Regions from separate parts of the Mus musculus genome. Here region 2 is linked to region 1. Evidence: chromatin loops called from intact Hi-C (ENCODE). Cell type or tissue: left cerebral cortex. All regions are shown on one strand. Links, peaks and the distances in the headings refer to the core of each region. The heading gives the core; the rest is flanking DNA. Region 1 overlaps Nalcn (sodium leak channel, non-selective). Region 2 holds the start of Itgbl1 (integrin, beta-like 1).

Region 1 (9,088 bases), core at 300-8,299:
AAGGAAGAAGTCTAATTTCCTACCACTAAAATAGGGCCAAAAGTTGAAGGCTAGTTACATGGTAACCTGATTAATTTTTTTCAATATGGTATAAACCTAGATACACCTAGGAAGAAGGAACTTCAGTCGAAGAGTTGCTTCCATCAAATTGGCCTGTGAACATGGATGGCTGTGAGGCATTTTCTCGATTATAATCGACGTAGGAGGCTCCTGCTCACTGTGGATAGTGCCACTCTTGCGGGGTGTGAGCCCAGGCAATGTAAAAAAAGCTATCCAGAGGGAACAAGACAGTAAGCAGTTTTCTTCCCCAGTTGAAGTTCCTGCCTTGAGTTCCTACCCTCCTTGCTGGATTATAACCTATCAGATGAAATAAGCCCCTTACTCCTCACTTTGTTTTCGGTAATGGTGTTTACCACAGCAACAGAAAACAAATTAGGACACATGGTAACACAGGTAGTGCTCACTCCTAGGATCAGCTGATGAGACCTGGAGGTAGATATGCATTCTACTTCGCAGCTTTAGCTCAGGTTAGAATAAATATCATGAGAGAACCCTCCCAACTATAGTTTTTCTGTGTAAGGTCTACCAGATGGAGATGAGATGAAGAGAAACACATGGCTATCTATAATGGTCTTGTTTAACAGACAAGATGGGTCTTAATCAACTCTAGAGGCTGGGGGATAACTGTCACCTTCAAAATCTTGGTCCAAGATAAATAATATGGATGGCACCCAGGGTTCAATGGCTCTGGTAAGCTAAAGAGCAGCCACACTCACAAAATGTTATGAAGAAAACAAGAAGTAGCATTTTAAGCTCTGATAGTCTAAACTAAATAGTAGATGGTGGAGCAGCTTGGGTAAACAGAGACTCCCCTCTGCTACACCCCTCCCTGACACCTGCCAACATGCTTGTTTCCTTTCCTCAACAAATGATGGGCATCCTACCCAGGAATTGTGAAAACTTCATATTCTCTTTTAAGGAAGAGGTTGATTTGCAGTTTTCTGTGGGAAAGTGTTCCTAATGATTAGAAAGTATGTCCTGGTTTTGTCACACTGGGTATTTGGGGGACATCAGCTTTTTTTTTTTTTTTGTCTTTCTCTTGGATGCAGGTAGTCATAACCCTAGCATAGTCAGGGTGAGGAGAAGGCCACTTCACCTCTGGCTTATAGTCAAGTTTGGAAACATAATGAAACAAATTCAATACACTAAGACAAAACCAATCTGCTTTCTAGAAATGCAAAATGTAACTGCAGACTGTCCTGGACTAGGTTACCGTTTCTCCAAACATTTTTCCTGTGTCTACTTGGGCTGTTGTTTCTTTACCTGTTTATGGTACTGACTGGGAAGTATAGATACCATAGGGTCTTATTTCAAGCAAGCAAAATCAAGAACCAACTAAAAGAAGTTAAAAGTACCACACATATGGCATAATCTCTCACTACACAAATGAAAGCAAATATGGTATCATCTAAAGTCAATTTTGTGACCACAAAAAAAAAAAAAACCAGGTAGGGGGAAAACAAAATATTAATGCCAAGGACAAAAGTAGAGACAGTAATTGACAGGGAGAAAGGCAGTCCTAAAATGGATATGCCACACTTAAACAAGTCATAGGTGGAATGTCCTTGTGTAAGTGTCTTATTTTGAAAAATCTCCCTTCCCAGTTGGTGAAATTTTGATGAGAAAGGACAGAGAAGGTATATACTAATAAAATTTTTGAGCCCCAAGAATGCAGACAACATCTCACAGGCTTTCCCCAAAGAAAATGAAATCTAACCAACCAGATACAAACCTAATTATTTTCAACTGACAAAAAATAAATGAATGAAAAAAAAAAGAGAAGACATTAGCAACAGAGTGTTCTCTACAAGAATGAGGAATGAGATCTGAGAATGGTGAAGAGAAAATAAATGAGGGAAAGTTCTTTAAAATGAAGAGACATAGCACAAAGGCAATAATCATTGACATAACCTAGGGCAAGATGACTAAGACAGAGGACACAATACATATCAGCTCTGTGGGGTAGAGGAGGGTCAGGAGAGCCTGGACAGGAGCAAGTTGGCATTCGAGTTTTTAACATAATAGAAATATGAATTACATCACAAACAATATGTACATATATACACATACACCTATCTATTTATTATTTTCTTCTCTATTCCCTACAGACTTAGGAATTGAGGACTCTAAATAATTGTGCCACATTTTTCTCTAACATGTGCTTTAGAGGGGTTTGGTGATGGAGACAGTGGTTCTTACTTTTTGATCAATGTATTTGTTGTCTTCAGCTGTGGGCTTCTTGGGGTTGTCACATGATGAGGAAGAGGTAGAGGGGAGGATTCTGAAGAGACAGCAGGTGTCCTGTTGCTGGCGGTCAATGAACTGCTTCATGAAGCTTTCCCTTTGTGAATGAAGCACACAGATCAGGGTTACTCAGGAAGTAGAATGGGAGGTGGCATTTCAGAGACAATGAAGCAGTGCAGAAGATCACAAAAATAAAGATGTGTCATACCAAGGGCGATGGTTGGATTTAATTATCAAATTATTTAACTTAGGGAAAAAGCTTCCTGAATCCTTGCAAACTCCTGTTTAAAGACATAATGTCCCTGAAATAGCTTAAAAGCAAGGGTTTCTAATAATTGATGGTGTGATTTGAATCCTACCGTGGTAATGAGATACTTTATTTTCTCCCTACTACTTGAAAGAATTAATTCATCTTTTCAAACTTCTATTCATCATAAAAGTCCTTGAGAGATAATTTTACATTTAAAGACTCAAAAGGAAAAGACTTCATCTGATCACCAAAATATGAAAAATTTAAATAACATTAATGCAAGTAAACAAAGAAAGCAACTTAAAATCAGAAAAAGAAATGCTGTCATGTGCAACTTGGCTACAATTTGGTCACCAATAGGCTGCATGCAAATGGTGGCCCCATAAGATTGCATTGTACACCCAGTAATGCAGTAAGCATCACCATCTGCATCAACATATCTGATGTTGATAAAACCATGAAAATGTCCAGAACTCTCTCCAGGCATTAAGTGACATGATCCTCTTTTTCTATTGGAGTTTCAAGTGTTTGGCATTGCACCTAATCTCAACCTTCCCTAATCCCTCACCAAGATGTTTAAAGATAAATAAGTGAATAAATTTTAAAAAAATGGAAAAGTCTATATGATTTCATGATTGTACCTGGAGCCTTTTGAGTTATCATTGGAAGACTTTCCTCCAATTATTAAAAGCAGGAAGTTCCAAGCACCTTAAGAATGCATTTGTTTAGCAGGAAGGCAAAGCTAGTGCAAACTGAATCAGTGTGGGTGTAAATGTTAAGGTTCTTTTAACCAGTGGGAGGCAGATTACACTGTGACCAGATGGCCATATAAGCCAATGCTGCTGTAACAAAGACACCTTCCAGAGCTGCCTGCCTGATGTATTTAGAGATAAAGTGCTCACATCGAAGTCTGTCCTCTTTCCCTCTGAGCAAAGTTCACCTTGTCTATGCCTAGGAGGTCTAATGACTGAAAAGTCCACCTTGTCTATACCTAGGAGGTCTCATGACCAAAAAGTCTTCAGATGGAGGCGGGGACACAAGCTTGTGTCTCACTTGCTTCTTCTCTGAAGGGATGACTCATGGAACTCAAAGGCTTTGTACCACAAAGGCAGGGAGAAGAACAGGAGATAACAATTTCAAACACAACCCCAAACCTACCCACGTGCCAGTCTGAAAGAAGGCTGAGGTTAACTTAGATGGTAAGCCACGTTGTGAAGAGATACAGTCAACGAAACAATCTGATACCTGATTTTAGGAACTGTAAAATCTGAAGGAAGTTTTGAGATTTTCACCATTTGCGGTCTGTTTGGAAATTTTTCGAAGATTCTCAAGCGCAAAGGGAGTTTTTCTTTGGTGTCCGCGTTCGCTTCACTTTGCTTTAGCTAAAGGGTGGGGTGGGGGAGAAGAAAATTGAATCCCATTGTAATGAACAATTTCAGACTTGGGAGAATAACATGTAATTACACATATCGCCGCTAGATGGAAGAAAAGACCCACCATGCACATCACCCAGCGGTCCCAGAGATTGTTCACTGAGTCCTAAAACTGAGTTCAGGGAAGGACAAAAGTTAAGAACAAACTAAACCAATTTAAAATAAAATTCAAAGGAAGGTTTTTGTTGTTGTTGTTGTTGTTGTACTCTCAATGACAAGTCTCCTTTCACCCCACACACAACATCTTTAGCTTTTACTTACAATTAAACATTTGGATTTATTTTATGCACAGGCAGACTTGCTTATCTCCTTAGCTAACTGAAGGGGATGTATTTACATCTGCACAAATTTGATTTCTTGTAAGCCAAGGTTTATCTGGGGCAGACGTGGAACTAAGAATCAATAACTGGCTTGAATCCAGTCCATGCTTTCTTATCTTCCTCCTTCCAATGCTGGCTTTTCCTGTGACTTCTCTTCACTCTTTACTGCCTCTTAAGACGAACCACTCTGTGTATTGCAGTGAATCTTTCTTCCCTGTTTCCTATCCCTCTCCAAACTATAACACTGGTCTTACTAACTCCAAACGGGTTAAGAGAGCATCAAAGCCTCTTGTGTAATGTGGGCTTTCTTTCTTTCTTTCTTTCTTTCCTTCCTTCCTTCCTTCCTTCCTTCCTTCCTTCCTTCCTTCCTTCCTTCCTTCCTTCCTTCTTTCTTTCTTTCCTTCCTTCCTTCCTTCCTTTCTTTTTTTTTTCCATTTTTTATTAGGTATTTAGCTCATTTACATTTCCAATGCTATACCAAAAGTCACCCATACCCACCCACCCCCACTCCCCTACCCACCCACTCCCCCTTTTTGGCCCTGGCGTTCCCCTGTACTGAGGCATATAAAGTTTGCGTGTCCAATAGGCCTCTCTTTCCAGTGATGGCCGACTAGGCCATCTTTTGATACATATGCAGCTTTCAAATTTCAAAGTTTAGATCAGGAAATTATCAGTCAGTAGAAGCCCAGAAAAATTTTGCTAATCAGAAGGGACGGGTGAGATGATGATGATGATGATGATGATGATGATGATGATGATGATGATGATGATGATGATGATAGTAAAGCTCTAGCATCCAAGGTCACAAAACAAAGAGCACAGAAATCTCCATGGCATGAGAGTAATCTGAAAAGTAACTCTGTACATCAATGAAAGCTTATGAAGAAGTAACTGACTTCTAATGGGCCACTGATACACAACTGGTGAAAATTTGCGAGTGGTAAGTAGGGGCCAGAAGGAAAGAAAAAGCTGCTGACTTATTAAGACCGACCAGAGAGCAAGGCAATCCGTGATAGCAGGCCAGAGACGGATGAGATTGATAGTGTAGGTAGGAGCTTGCTCAATTGCATTTACTGACTCATTTGTTTAGATATTTGTGCTGTCACTTCTAGAACCAATCCAGGGAGCCAGATCCCGTGCAAAATTCTGAGGCTATAAAAATCAAAGGGCGCCTGCCTTTCCCCCCGACCCAGCTCATATCACAACCCACTGGATAGTTGAATAGACAATTACCTAGAAAGATAATGTGACCAATTACCTAGAAAGATAAAGAAAGATAAAGAGATGTGACCAGAGTGCTTGGGAACCCAAGGCAAGAAATGAGAAAAAAATAAACCATGGTATTATTTCTCCCACACTGACAGACCTCCCAGGCTGCAGTGTGTGATTCTTGTCTCCACTTCTTGGGGGCGGGGTCTAAGCTATGTGGACTGAATTGTGTTTTCTGCTAGGGTGAGACACAGTGGTAAAGTGTATGTCAGTCAGAGCATCTCATCAAAATGAGAATCCTGAGATCTCCCTAAAACCATCTCCATCTGTTGACTCCTTTCATCCTCACCAGAACCTGACTGGACCTTCACAAGCCCTGTTAGGGTTCTCTACCTCCATGTTAGCTCCTTATCACCTATTCCTGCATTTTGTGGTTACAAAAATCTCAATCTTAAAACCTATCTGTTGTTACTCCAATACAAAAAAATAAAAATAAAATAAAGAGGTCAAAACCTTCCATTTGGACTCAAAGTCTCATTTCCTTTCTCTCCACCTGTCTAGCTTTAGTTATCTGGGTGTCCACATCACATCCTCTTGAGACCCCCACAAGCATAGCCCTTCATTCCTGCTGCATCCTGTTGCCCCATCTCTACTTCCTTAAACTTCATGAACTTCTACTTGTTCTTGGGATTTTAGGTTCTCGCATAGTTTTTCAGAGGATCTTTTTTTAGGAGCTCACATGATGTTGAGCTGGGACATAGAATGTGGCTGTTCATATGGATCGAGGCAGTGAGAAATCTTCAGTTTCTTGATGTTCAATCTAGTACATGTTTTAACAGTTTTCTAGGCTGCTGCAGCAGTTATCAAAAGACTGGTAGCTCTGTGAATCAGAAGCCATGAACCCCTCCAGCGTCAATGAATTAATTTCTGAATCAAGGCTTCCTGTGAGCGCTGAGGGCTCACTACATCTTGACTTCCTGTGATTCTCTGTAGTGTTGTGGCTCGTTCTTCCAACCTTATTTGAATGTCAAATGCCTTCTTCTCAGTGTTTGTTCTGAATCTCCCTCCATTTCTCCAATAAGGAATGTAAACATCAGATGATCCCTGACACACCTCATCCAGAATGATTAGCCGTTTATTTCTGCAAAAGCCCAATATTCCAGGAATGTCTTGTTCTGAAGCTCAGTAGGTTTGGGGGAAAATTGTTAAATGCACCATTCACATTATCATTGTAAGGAATTTTGTTTCACATAAGATATGTCAAGCACTTTCTCCAAGAGTATGAGGCCTGGGCGGCTGGGAAACTGGTGGGGTTTGTTTCTTCACATTCATCCTGTGTCCTGGGACAGTAGTTAACATGAAGTCAGAGGAAAAAAAAAACTGTTACCAAATAAATGACACTAAGTGGGTGATAGAGAGAGATTCCGTCACAGATTTTGTAGAAACAAAAGAAAGCCTGGTAGAGTGAACAGAAGTATAGACAGTATCTATGTGTTAATTGGGCAGCTAATTTTTTTTTTAGGTAGCATGTAAGAACTCTCCATTTGCAAAATGGAATGAAATTAGATTCTTGCAGCATTTAGCTGATCATGATGTTTGTCACTGAAAAGCTGATGAATGTTTGGACCATGTTTGTCAAGGGCATGATGGTAATATATCAAATTAAAGCTAACCAAGCCCTAGAATACAGTGATCAATACAGTAGACTAATACTATTTTGTAAAATCTCCTTGCTTTCACGTTTTTAAAATGGATCTTGTAGAATTCTAATTTGCATTAGGGTATATTAATATTCCCAAGAGCACTTAAGCTCCTTCAGGGCAGGATTCCACTTTTAAATTTCCTTTCATAGCACCTCCCAGAGAGTGAAAATAGAATATGGTCAGGAACAAATTGAAGCTCAGCAGGAGTTGGTCATTGAACCACAACACTACAAAGAGCAAAGCTCTTCTGAATAACTCAGAAGGTTCTCTGTGTTATTGAAAATCTTCCTTTTGAATGGTGAGAACCAGGGATGCTCAGATATACAGTTGGGTCAGGAGAGAACAGAGGGAGTGGCAGCTCGAAAAGAGGACATCGAGTTGCCTCCTATGAGCAGGAACAGCCCCTTTCCAGAAGTTCCATGAGTTCCTTCTTTTCCTATACACCTCCATGGGCCTGTTGTGGAAGGAGTGTGTATACCACAGCCATGCCTTCATCTCTATGGCAATGACATTTGTGCATCCAGACTACAGCCCACCCAAATGCCTATCAATAGAACAGAAAAACAAACTGTGGTCTATTTAGACACTTGAAATGCATGAGGTGCAGCCTAATAAAAATGTAGTCAGATTTTATACTGCAATATTGAGGGCAGGAAATCAGACATAACAAAAGAACATATATTGGAAGACAAGCTTGTAAGGTCCACAAATAGACAACATTAATCTATATTGCTAATTTCCAGTGAGATCAGTGTTCCAGGGGCAGGTTGAAAACAATGGTGAGACAGGTTTCTAACATGAAGTTGTCTTGGTATGTTTAGTTTGGGTGTATTATGTTTGTAAACATCAGCAAATGGTCTTACCCTATGTTTATTTCAGTCCACTTAAAAGTGGACAGTTGATACATTTAAACAAAGTCATATAACTCCTATTTTATCACCATTATAACTTTTATCATTCTGCCATCCCCAGAGCACAAGCCTGACCAAGACAAAAAACACAAGAAAAAGAAAAAAGGAACAAGATAGGAAATGGACCTGGTCATCTGGGGTGGGGGGCATTCTGGGGGTGGGGCAGATCAAGGTCACCAAGATCAGATAAAAGCAACTTCATGGCATTTGAAACCACTCACAAAGATACTTAAAATTCGGTGAAATGATTATCTACCTCTCATCCTAACCTTTTATTCTCTCTCTCCCAGGCATATTTTCTAAAAGCAAATATTCTTTGATACAGATGAATGGCTACAATCAATAAAAGGCCTATATATGAATTTATGATCATTAAACTATCCCCCCTCCAAAGCAAGTCTTTTAAAAATAAAGTAATTATAATTGTAAATGTTCATTAAAATGTAAAAGATCCAAAGTCTGGAGACAAAGGTAATATAGAGGATGCTAAGACTTTCCTCTTCCTGTTGAAGAATCTAATGTAAAGAATGGCACACAGGAGGGAGTTGATAATGGCTTCAACTGAACAAGAAGTCTGTCTGCACCCCACAGATCAGATGATAGCTCTGTGACAGGCTCACACAGCAAAGGAGGGAAAAGTGCATATGCAAAAGATAAATTACAATCAGAAAAAGAAATAAATTTCAAACCTTGAGCTTTTAAGAAACACACACACACACACACACACACACACACACACACATCTAAGCTGTGTTCTTCTGCAGCTCGGCATCTGTCGTGCTGCGATATCACTGCTGGCATTGGGGAGCTGAAAGTATCTGCTTTTCCAGTCCTCTCAAGAGAGTTCAGGCATAATTGCGCTGCATGACACATACCCCGTTCTGCCTCATCGCTCCCATCTTCCCTGTTGCAGCCTGTGCTTTCTTCTGCTAAGATATTCAAACACTATTCAACCAAA
Region 2 (9,088 bases), core at 316-8,315, 290 kb after region 1:
AACTCCTAAAATAAAAGTGTATAGCAACTAATAGATTTTTTTCAGGAAATTCTTATGAAAAGAAAGACTGATCATAGTTAAACCAGTAACTGGAGAGAGTCTCAGTCAGTGTGTGCTATTTGAATGAAACCACTATTGTTTTGAAAGCAGAGGTTGTCTAAGTGTGTGATCCTCTCACCAACTTTATCAACTCTGTGATTGATTACTTGTAAAGTGATGTACAGGTGTGTTCATTATACTTTAGAAAGGGTGAGAGAAACACAACATGGTGTCTATAGTGAATTTTACTGTTTGGATAAAAAACTGAGGGTAGAAAAGTTTTTACAGGGGTAGATGTGCTTGTGGAATATACTTGTACTCATGCAGTGCACCAGTGGAATGATCATGGCTGAAGTTAGAGTATCAATACCTTGAAGCTGTAGTTTGTGAGACAGATGTGAAAGACATGGAATGCTTGCCTTTAAGAAGTATAGAATTATTGGGGAAATAAATGTGTAGGCAGTGACCCTGGTAAAGATACTTTCATGCCTTCAAACATTCAAATCCAGCCTGTTGTTTAGGTCATTATTTTAATGACCTCTTCGAATAGCATGGAGTCAAAGGTTAAAGACCCAGGAGCAGCTTTCAAAGATAAGCTGTGCTAGCTTTTTGTCTTCTTGCCAAATTGGCACCATTGTATGGCAAGTACGCTGTCAGCAAGTTTAATTTAGAAGCAAACAGTCTTTTTTTAAAATAATTTTTATTACATATTTTCCTCAATTACATTTCCAATGCTATCCCAAAAGTCCCCCATACCCCTCCCACTCCCCTACCCACCCACTCCCACTTTTTGGCTCTGGCGTTCCCCTGTACTGGGGCATATAAAGTTTGCAAATCCAATGGGCCTCTCTTTCCAGTGATGGCCGACTAGGCCATCTTTTGATACATATGCAGCTAGAGTCAAGAGCTCCGGAGTACGGGTTAGTTCATAATGTTGCACCTACAGGGTTGCAGATCTCTTTAGCTCCTTGAATACTTTCTCTAGCTCCTCCATTGGGGGCCCTGTGATCCATCCATTAGCTGACTGTGAGCATCCACTTATGTGTTAGAAGCAAACAGTCTTAAGGAAACTGTTAAGTCCTTAAATTCTATAGTTTTGTGGCCCAAAGATTTAAGAACGACTGTCAGCTACTGAGAGACTTCCATTCTCTTTGAGTTTGGTTCTACATGCAAGGGTACATGGGTTCTTGCCTTTCTTTATTGCTTTGTGCCATACATGACTCAGGGACTTTCTTCATGTCTCAAGAATTGAGAAACACAGGACATTTATACAAAGCAAAAGAGGTAAGGAAGTGAATATTTAATACTAGGGCAGGAAAAAAAGAAAGTTAATTTGCTTAAAACCACAGCAAATGAAAACTTAACCATTTTATTTTGACAGAGTTTCTGAGGTTCTAAGGCATTTTACTGAGTCACCTTGTCAACCATAACCTAATTTTTGAAGCCTTGTATTGAAATGATTCAAATTTTTAAATCTCCTCAGCCGCCTAGTATATACTGTTTTTACTACACAGTTGCACACTCGCAAAACTGGTAGGGTCCAATGATGCACGTCTGTATTCCAGCTACTTAGGTAGGCGTCAAAGGCAGAAGCATCACATGTTTAAGGCCTGTCAGGATTGTTAGAGTAACAACTGTCAGGACTGTATGATGAGTTCAGGCCAAGACAGTTCACTGAGAATCTATCTTAAAAAAATAAAACACAATAAGGGATGGAGATGTAGCCCAGTGGTAGAGCTTTTGCATAGCATGCTTAAAGCTTTAAGTTCAATCATATATATCCTCATTCTTTGGTTCAAATAAATTTCTTGGGATATTATTTAAATATACTTCATGGTTCAGTTGAACTGGGAGAAGAGCCTAGAAATGTGTATTTCTAATAACGCACACACACACACACACACACACACACACACACACACACACACGAATGCTACATTGAATGAGGGTGAGAAAACAGTAGCCTCAAAACAGCATTTTAATCCACAAAGTAAATATTCAAAATGTTCAAAAATCAGTTCTCCATTTAAAAATGAGTCTTTTTCCCCCTGGTGGGGGGTAGGGAAGCAAAGAGGATAAATAGTACATGCTTCATATTAAAGCTTCTTGTTTTCACTGCAATTTCCTACTCAAGCTTTGAGATAGATGCTTCTCTGTTATTTCATCTTCCCTTCATCTCCAGGGTTCCCTGATGTTTACAGGAAAGCCCATCCACTTGTCTCCATTGTCTTAGGTATGGGTGGGAAGGAATGTAATGCTAACGCCCATGCTGGGAATGGGAAGACCACTGCTATATCGAGACACCCTTAGCCCCAGCCTTGTGTCCTATACATTGCAAGGCATCTCTTTTTCTTTGGTGAAAGCTGATTTCTTGCCGCACCACCGATTCAGTTGGTTTGATGAAGAAGCCCGAAGATGCACATTTCAAGCAAGTTTCCAGGTGGTGCTGATGCTGCTGATCCATGGACCCCACTTGGGAACCAGATTCCCATTCTGTCTCTCAACCACTGAACTCCCCTATCAGCCTCTCTTTAAAACAATCCTTCTCTACGAGATGAGCAGGTCATTTGGTGCAGGGAACCTGCCAACTTGGAACTCAGACTTTTCTTTCTGGGTCATACTCTGGTATGAATATCTCAGAATTCTCTCCTCAGAAAGCCTCTAATAGTACTCCATGTACTGTATACCTATTACAAGTCTATCCCCTGATGGACCTAAGGACTGATAAACGTCAACTCTTTACTGGTGTCCATGCAAAGCTCTTCTTGGTACAGATCTAAGCAAAGAGAGAAACACAAACGTGGTCAAGGGCACTTCTGTTCCTGCTTGCTCTAGCAGCCAGTATTGGGATGTATTGTACCTTTATCCACTTTCGGAAATGCCAGAGGAAATTCTTCCCTGCAGGAGCTTGTGTCTAACTTGAAAGCTTACAAAGCCATGTGTCCTATACATTGATTCCAGGGATCATCAACATCAGAAGACGCCTTTACATATAAAGTGTTCTTCAAGACTTTCCTCCATCTGCACACTCTCCCAGATGGCCATACGGTGTGGGTGACTCTGAGTGAACGCTGAGGTCCTACATGAGTCCCAGTGAATCATCAGTTCATATCTTTGATCTCAGGTTTTATCTTTAAAGTAGCGATAAAATAAAATTGCATCTCTTTTCTCTTCCACCCCCACATTTATCATCGAGGTTAAATCTTCCTTCTTTAGCCTTTCAGCTCAGCTCCTCCCTTCTTAGTTGTGATTGTTACCTGCATCTAATCAGGAAGTAATTTTCCATTGCAATCCCTGGTCCTCTGGAATTGGTGTTTTTGTTTTGATTGACAGTTTACCAGTCCTCTGCCTTCCTGAAAAGGAAGATGTCCCCTTTGTCCTTTGTATGCCTCTTCCATCTGGCACAGAGTCTGGTGCCTGATAGAAGTGTAATTAGCAAAACAATGTGTGATCATTCTCACAATCAGAATTAATATCAGAGGCTGGCGCTGAGTAGGTGACTAAAAAACACTGCTGATTTATTTTTTTTTTTTTTTAGTGCAAATCACACTTTAAACATATATTTTATTTTGTTTCTGCCTACTGAAATCACAGGAAAGAATAGCGTGGATTTGGAACAACTTTAATTTGGACTGTCCAAGTCAAGAAAAAAAAATGTGGCTGCGATAAGAAACTGGCCTGAATAACTGGAAGAAAAAAATACACCTTTTAGACATTTAGGGAATAAAATACCCATGGTTAAAGACAAAGCTTAATAAATACAAAGTTGTGATTGCCAGCTTTGTTCATTTGCATCTCTCAAGCCGCCAATGGGGCTTCTTTTAATACTGCTGGTGGAGGCGATTCCTTTCCGTGTTTACCATAGCCCTCCCCTTCCTTTTCACAATTCAGGAATTATTTTAACGGTGCCTTTCCAATCAGCCAGTCCAAATATCCTCTTGTTAAATATTTCGGGGGCCTGTACTTGAAGAAAGACAAGATTTTCTCAAATCTGTGAACAGGACACTTTTTTAAAATGTCAAAATAAACCATCTGCTTGTACAACTGTTTCTAATTACTTCCCTGCCTAGACTCTCCACTGGAGGAGTTTGGCACCCGCACCCCGCCCAAAGCGGATCCACTGCCCAAGTCTTCGCAGGCAACTGAGCTTCCAGGAGGAGCCCAGAACCTGTGAGCTCCGCTATCCCAAGTCCTTCTGCCTGGACATCTGCTGGTGACACTTCCTCCTGCTGCCTCGGGTGGAAGCCCCACCTAGCAGCAGTGCAGCTGGTCTGCCCTCCCTCCTGCAGAGCTCAGCATGCATCCTCCAGGCTTCAGGAACTTCTTGTTGCTGGTGTCCTCCCTTCTCTTCATTGGGCTGTCAGCTGCTCCTCAAAGCTTCTTACCATCTCTGAGGTAAGTTTGGTTTATTGTTGTTTGAGACACACCTGCCCTGCCGTGGGTAGCAGAATTCAAGCTTACAGATGACTGTCACAAGCCAAGAGCAGTTACTAAGTGGGACGTTAGATTAACAGTTTTCAACCTGTTCTGCCTTTTCTTTCCTTATATCTAACTTTAATGTTGCTTCATAATCTGTTCATTCACTTTTCCTTTGGAAAATTACTCATTGAATAAAGCGGATATCATTTCTCCCCCTGCAAATACATGTTAGGGTTTTTTTGTTTTTGTCGTTACTTTTACTTACCTCAAGTCAAAGATGTACTTATGCACACTTGTCTGATCCCATAGCCTGTAAGGCAGTCTTCTTTCCACTTTTTAATATAGCACCCGCTTGATGGCCCTGTCACACCTTGCATTGCATTTTGAAAAAGGCAACAAGTTCCATTCCAACTTTTAAAACATAGACTACTTAATGTCTGCTTCAAGTATAATTTAAAAGCATTACTTCCTACCATATGTATGATACATTAAACTTTTTCTATACATTCCTCTCTTTATTTTTACCAAGTAATCTCCCTCTAGCTATTAGATAGCAATGAGCGCTTTTTAAAGAGAAAGAACAAAAAGCCAGCCAAGGATCATACTTCAGACTAATTTGCATTTAATCAAAATGTGCATTTAAGATTCAGTGGCAATCCGCCAAGGAGCAAGAGGCCGTCGCCTCTGTCTACTGGAAGGTGCTATTTTTAGTCGTGTTTAAAACAACCTTTCAGAGGCTTGCTTGGCCCACAGAGAAATGAGGCTGCAGGCCTCTTCTCCACCGAGTGTGGGCTGGGAGTAGAAGGGGCGGGGTCTGTGTCTGACTGTGGCCTAGCTGTGGCCTTTCTTATCTCCTGCAGAAGCCTGTCGGGCGCCCCCTGCAGGCTGTCCCGGGCAGAGTCCGAACGCAGATGTCGTGCACCTGGGCAGCCCCCAGGGAGCGCTCTGTGCCATGACCGTGGCCGGTGCGAGTGTGGGGTCTGCATCTGTCACGTGACCGAACCTGGCACCTACTTCGGTCCACTGTGTGAGTGCCATGAGTGGATATGCGAGACCTACGACGGGAAAACCTGTGCAGGTAATGCAGAGGCGCTGTTTGTTCCCTAGGGAGTCACCTGCATCCAGTTATTACTATCAGAGGTCATGCTTCTATGAATTTTTGGCATCATTTATTACAATATTTCTTTTCTTCTGGGACTCTCACTTAAGTGAAAACTATAAATATAAGCCTATATTATATGCTTATAAAATATAATAACAAACATATATGTATATATAAATATATTAGATATAAACATATATTGAAATATATATATAAATATGTATTATATATACATACTTACATTCTACATTTCACTTGCCTCTCCTGTGGCTCCTAATCATGGACTTGATTCTTCACAGCCTCACAACTAGAGTTACCTTGATGGACTCCCTTACCCCTCTCAGACATGTTACCTATCATATTTGAAGATTCTGATCCTCATTTTATAGACAATATAGGGAAGCAGGCAGGTTGCATCTTTGAGCTCTACTTTGCCTTTCATTTTTAGGGTGTGCTTCACAGAGAGATAGAGAGGAACATATCTAAAACCATGATAGAAAAAAAATTACCAAGTCACATATTTACTTGGATACATTTTGTTTTAACTGCTTGGAATTCTGAGCTGTTGTTTGTCTTGCACACTTGTAAGCATAACTCTTTTTTTTTTCTTTGAAGATATAGTTCAAGTTCATCAGAAAGCATCACTGAAAAGGGTCAGAACCTTTAACTTCTTTAACAGTTTTGTGTAACTGGGCCATTTAACTGTGGCTATGAGCCTGCCTCAGTTAATTTATCCTGACCAATACAGGAACCTCACTAGCAAAGCCAGAATGATATGTGCCAAACTGGGCTTGGCTGATGAGTAGGAAAACAAAGCAAGTTATTTTACCCTTGAGTCTGCTAGAACTAAGGTGTCCAACAATAACATCAAGAGATCAAAACTAAATTTATAGCAGCAATGTTTTCCCTCTGAACCTGGACCTAAGAGTACACTGGGAGAGTTCTAATAATTAGGTTGTATGAGACTTGAAAAAGTGATACTGGAAGGTTCTCAGAGGAGCATGGGTGCTTCTAGGTGGCTTGTCTGTGAGATCTCGTGAGTGCTGTGACTCAGCCCTGGTCATAGAACTACAATAGCTTCAAGCTTGAATCATTAGGAGTGTCTCCTTGGAATGAAAGCAAAGCTTTATCTGCATTTCATTCCAAATTCAACAATCACCCAGTCTGTAACCATACTTTTGGATACTTTATTGGGTTCTTTTTAATCTACCTTCCTACTCCACCCTTATCCTTTCCAACATCCCAACACTAGGCAGGAGAAAAAGAAGGATAAAGGAGAAACAGAGCATTCCTGCTGATTAGAGGCATCTAGTTCCTTGGGGCAAGTTTGAACTTTGTTGTCAGGATATCCAATTTCTCCTACTTATTTCTTTGCTTACAGCCACATCGACACTGGAGCAGCAACATCCTCTCTCAGGGGTCTGGCATTTTTGGACCCTCTGAAGAGTCCCCAGAATTTCAAATGTAATCTATCTTCAGATGGTAAAATCATGCCCCTTCCTGAGCATGCAACAAATCATAGGTATCTGCTATGATCAGTCTGAAGCATTCCCATATCCCATACCTGGAATTAAAACAAAAACATATTCCCAAAACATTTTTGTGTTTTTAAAGAGAGCAAAATTCTCATTATACCAGCCTCTCTGGTTTTATTGTCTCTGGCAAGGCCTTCAAAATGGTATGTTTTGAAGAAAAAAAAAAAAGTCAATCCAGGGCTTTCAGTGTTCTTGTTTGATTAAAAAAAATATAGTGGTGAGATCTAGCTTTTAGCTAGTAAAACTAGCAATGATGGCTGAATGCCATCCCATAAGCTTCCCTGCTAAGGGTCCTGGCTGGTACCTTGCTGTGAATCTGGCTTGTGATGCTGTGGGTTTTGGAGTTCCTTCTTCTTCCTTGAAGGAACTGGTTGTTTACTTATAACATCTTAGTCACTGAATTCCTTCCTTCTTGATACTAAACACAGGACCAAGTCACATGTTTTCTGTGCCTTTCTGTAAATGGCAAAGTCCTTGTTTGTTCACAGCTGAGTGAAATATTTGTGTGCTTTTGACATTTTTACTTTGCAGAGGGATGCATGCACTACTGGCGGCCACTGAAATTTTCCTTTAGGGTCTTCTATGGTATCTGGCCCTGACACTGCTGTGAGCACATTTGCCAGGCCCAGAAAGAATTTGCACATGAAGCCCAGAGCTGCCTTGACAACTCATCCTCCTGTTCTGCGCTTTCAGATTTAGCTTCTTCATCCTATTTTCAATTTCACAATTAGTATGAAAATCTGGTAAAATAATTTTGGTTTTGTTTGTTTGTTTTGTGAATCCATCTGACATTTGACTTGATATACCCCTGCAAGTCCTTTGTGGAAAATAATAGACAGAGACTTCCTTTTGATTTTGAGGAAAACAAATCCTGCCCTTGAACATAACAGTTAGAGTATATAATCTGTCAGAAAATTTTAGACTTCAAATCTTAGTCCATCTACTATTTGAAATTGGATGTTACTTAAACATCTAAACCTTCATTTCTTCATCTGAAAGGAAATAGAAATCTTTAAGAAGCATTTAGTTTATTTTATGTGTATGATATTTTGCTGCAGGTTTGCATGACTATGTGTATTTCTGGTTCCTGAAAAGCTCGGAGGCAGGTGTCCAGTCACCTGGAAATGGAGGTATAGATGGTTGTAAGCTACCATGTGGTTGCTTGGAACTAATTTAGGTCTTTTGTAAGAGTAACAGTTGCTTTTCATAACTGAGCCATCTCTCCAATCCCACAATATGAGCATCTTATAGGATCAACAATAATGATCTTATAGGATTGTTGTAAAGTTTAATGTGTATAAAACGTTTCATGTAGTGTCTGACATGAAGTGAATGCTCAATGCATACTAATGTTTTGATGTGTATCGAATTGTGGGTGGACAGGTAAAAAGATAAATAGGTAGATCTGGCCTTATGAATTGTTGGGTATTGTGGCAGAGATTAATTTAATTTTCTTTCTGTAGTCAGGGCCTGTTATTGATTTGAGGCTCAAAAGGTCAAGCAAGGATAGCAATTTTGGCCTAGCCTCAAAACATCTGCATTATGCACAGTCTGCCCTTTTAAATCATAGTCAGTTAGGATTCTTATACTGTGAATCATAAGAACTGTGCTTATTTTAGTTTGAGCTGGTTGAAAATGTCCACACTACCACAAATATGTTTCTTCCAATGCCCATGTGTTTGTGGTACCTGAATCTATCTCTCACTTTTGCAGCATCCAGATCTGGCTAGTGACAGTTCCTGTGGGTGTGATGGTTTATTGTGGGATAAACTAATTTTGGTAAATTGTATCTGTGACAGCAGCAGCATTTTTCTTTGCATGAAAATAAACTTTAACTTGATATTTCTAAAGCATCCCTGGATAAACCCCATGAGTAGCAATGATATGCTTTATTAAAATAAAACATTGGTTTCCTAAATTTTTTTTTAGAGTTGCTATTGAAGTGTGTCACTTAAAATTGAAGAGTGTCTCTTTCATGGGCACAGATCTCCAC

The links. Peaks named below come from ENCODE experiments on the same cell type or tissue, not always from the same donor. Only the 100,000 strongest peaks of a DNase experiment are listed, where the experiment ranks them.
Region 2: a loop joins it to region 1, with 2.5 times the contacts of the local background. A loop is called at or near these places in 7 of 42 quality-filtered maps.

What each region holds. Positions count from the first base shown.
Region 1 is chr14:123,367,679-123,376,766 of GRCm38, forward strand. Nalcn (sodium leak channel, non-selective) reads right to left here. Exons shown (of 44, transcript NM_177393.4): 16 at 3,800-3,936; 17 at 2,260-2,401. Among named protein-coding and RNA genes, the nearest start is that of AA536875, 200 kb to the left of the region's middle. In left cerebral cortex, for the core only: a CTCF peak has its summit at 4,036 (motif pointing right); DNase peaks (open chromatin) are centred at 3,462, 3,670, 4,059 and 6,314.
Region 2 is chr14:123,655,973-123,665,060 of GRCm38, forward strand. It overlaps Itgbl1 (integrin, beta-like 1), which reads left to right and starts at 4,168. Exons shown (of 11, transcript NM_145467.2): 1 at 4,168-4,434; 2 at 5,319-5,536. The coding sequence starts at 4,337. In left cerebral cortex, for the core only: CTCF peaks have their summits at 4,148 and 5,355 (motif pointing left); DNase peaks (open chromatin) are centred at 3,032, 4,199 and 5,337.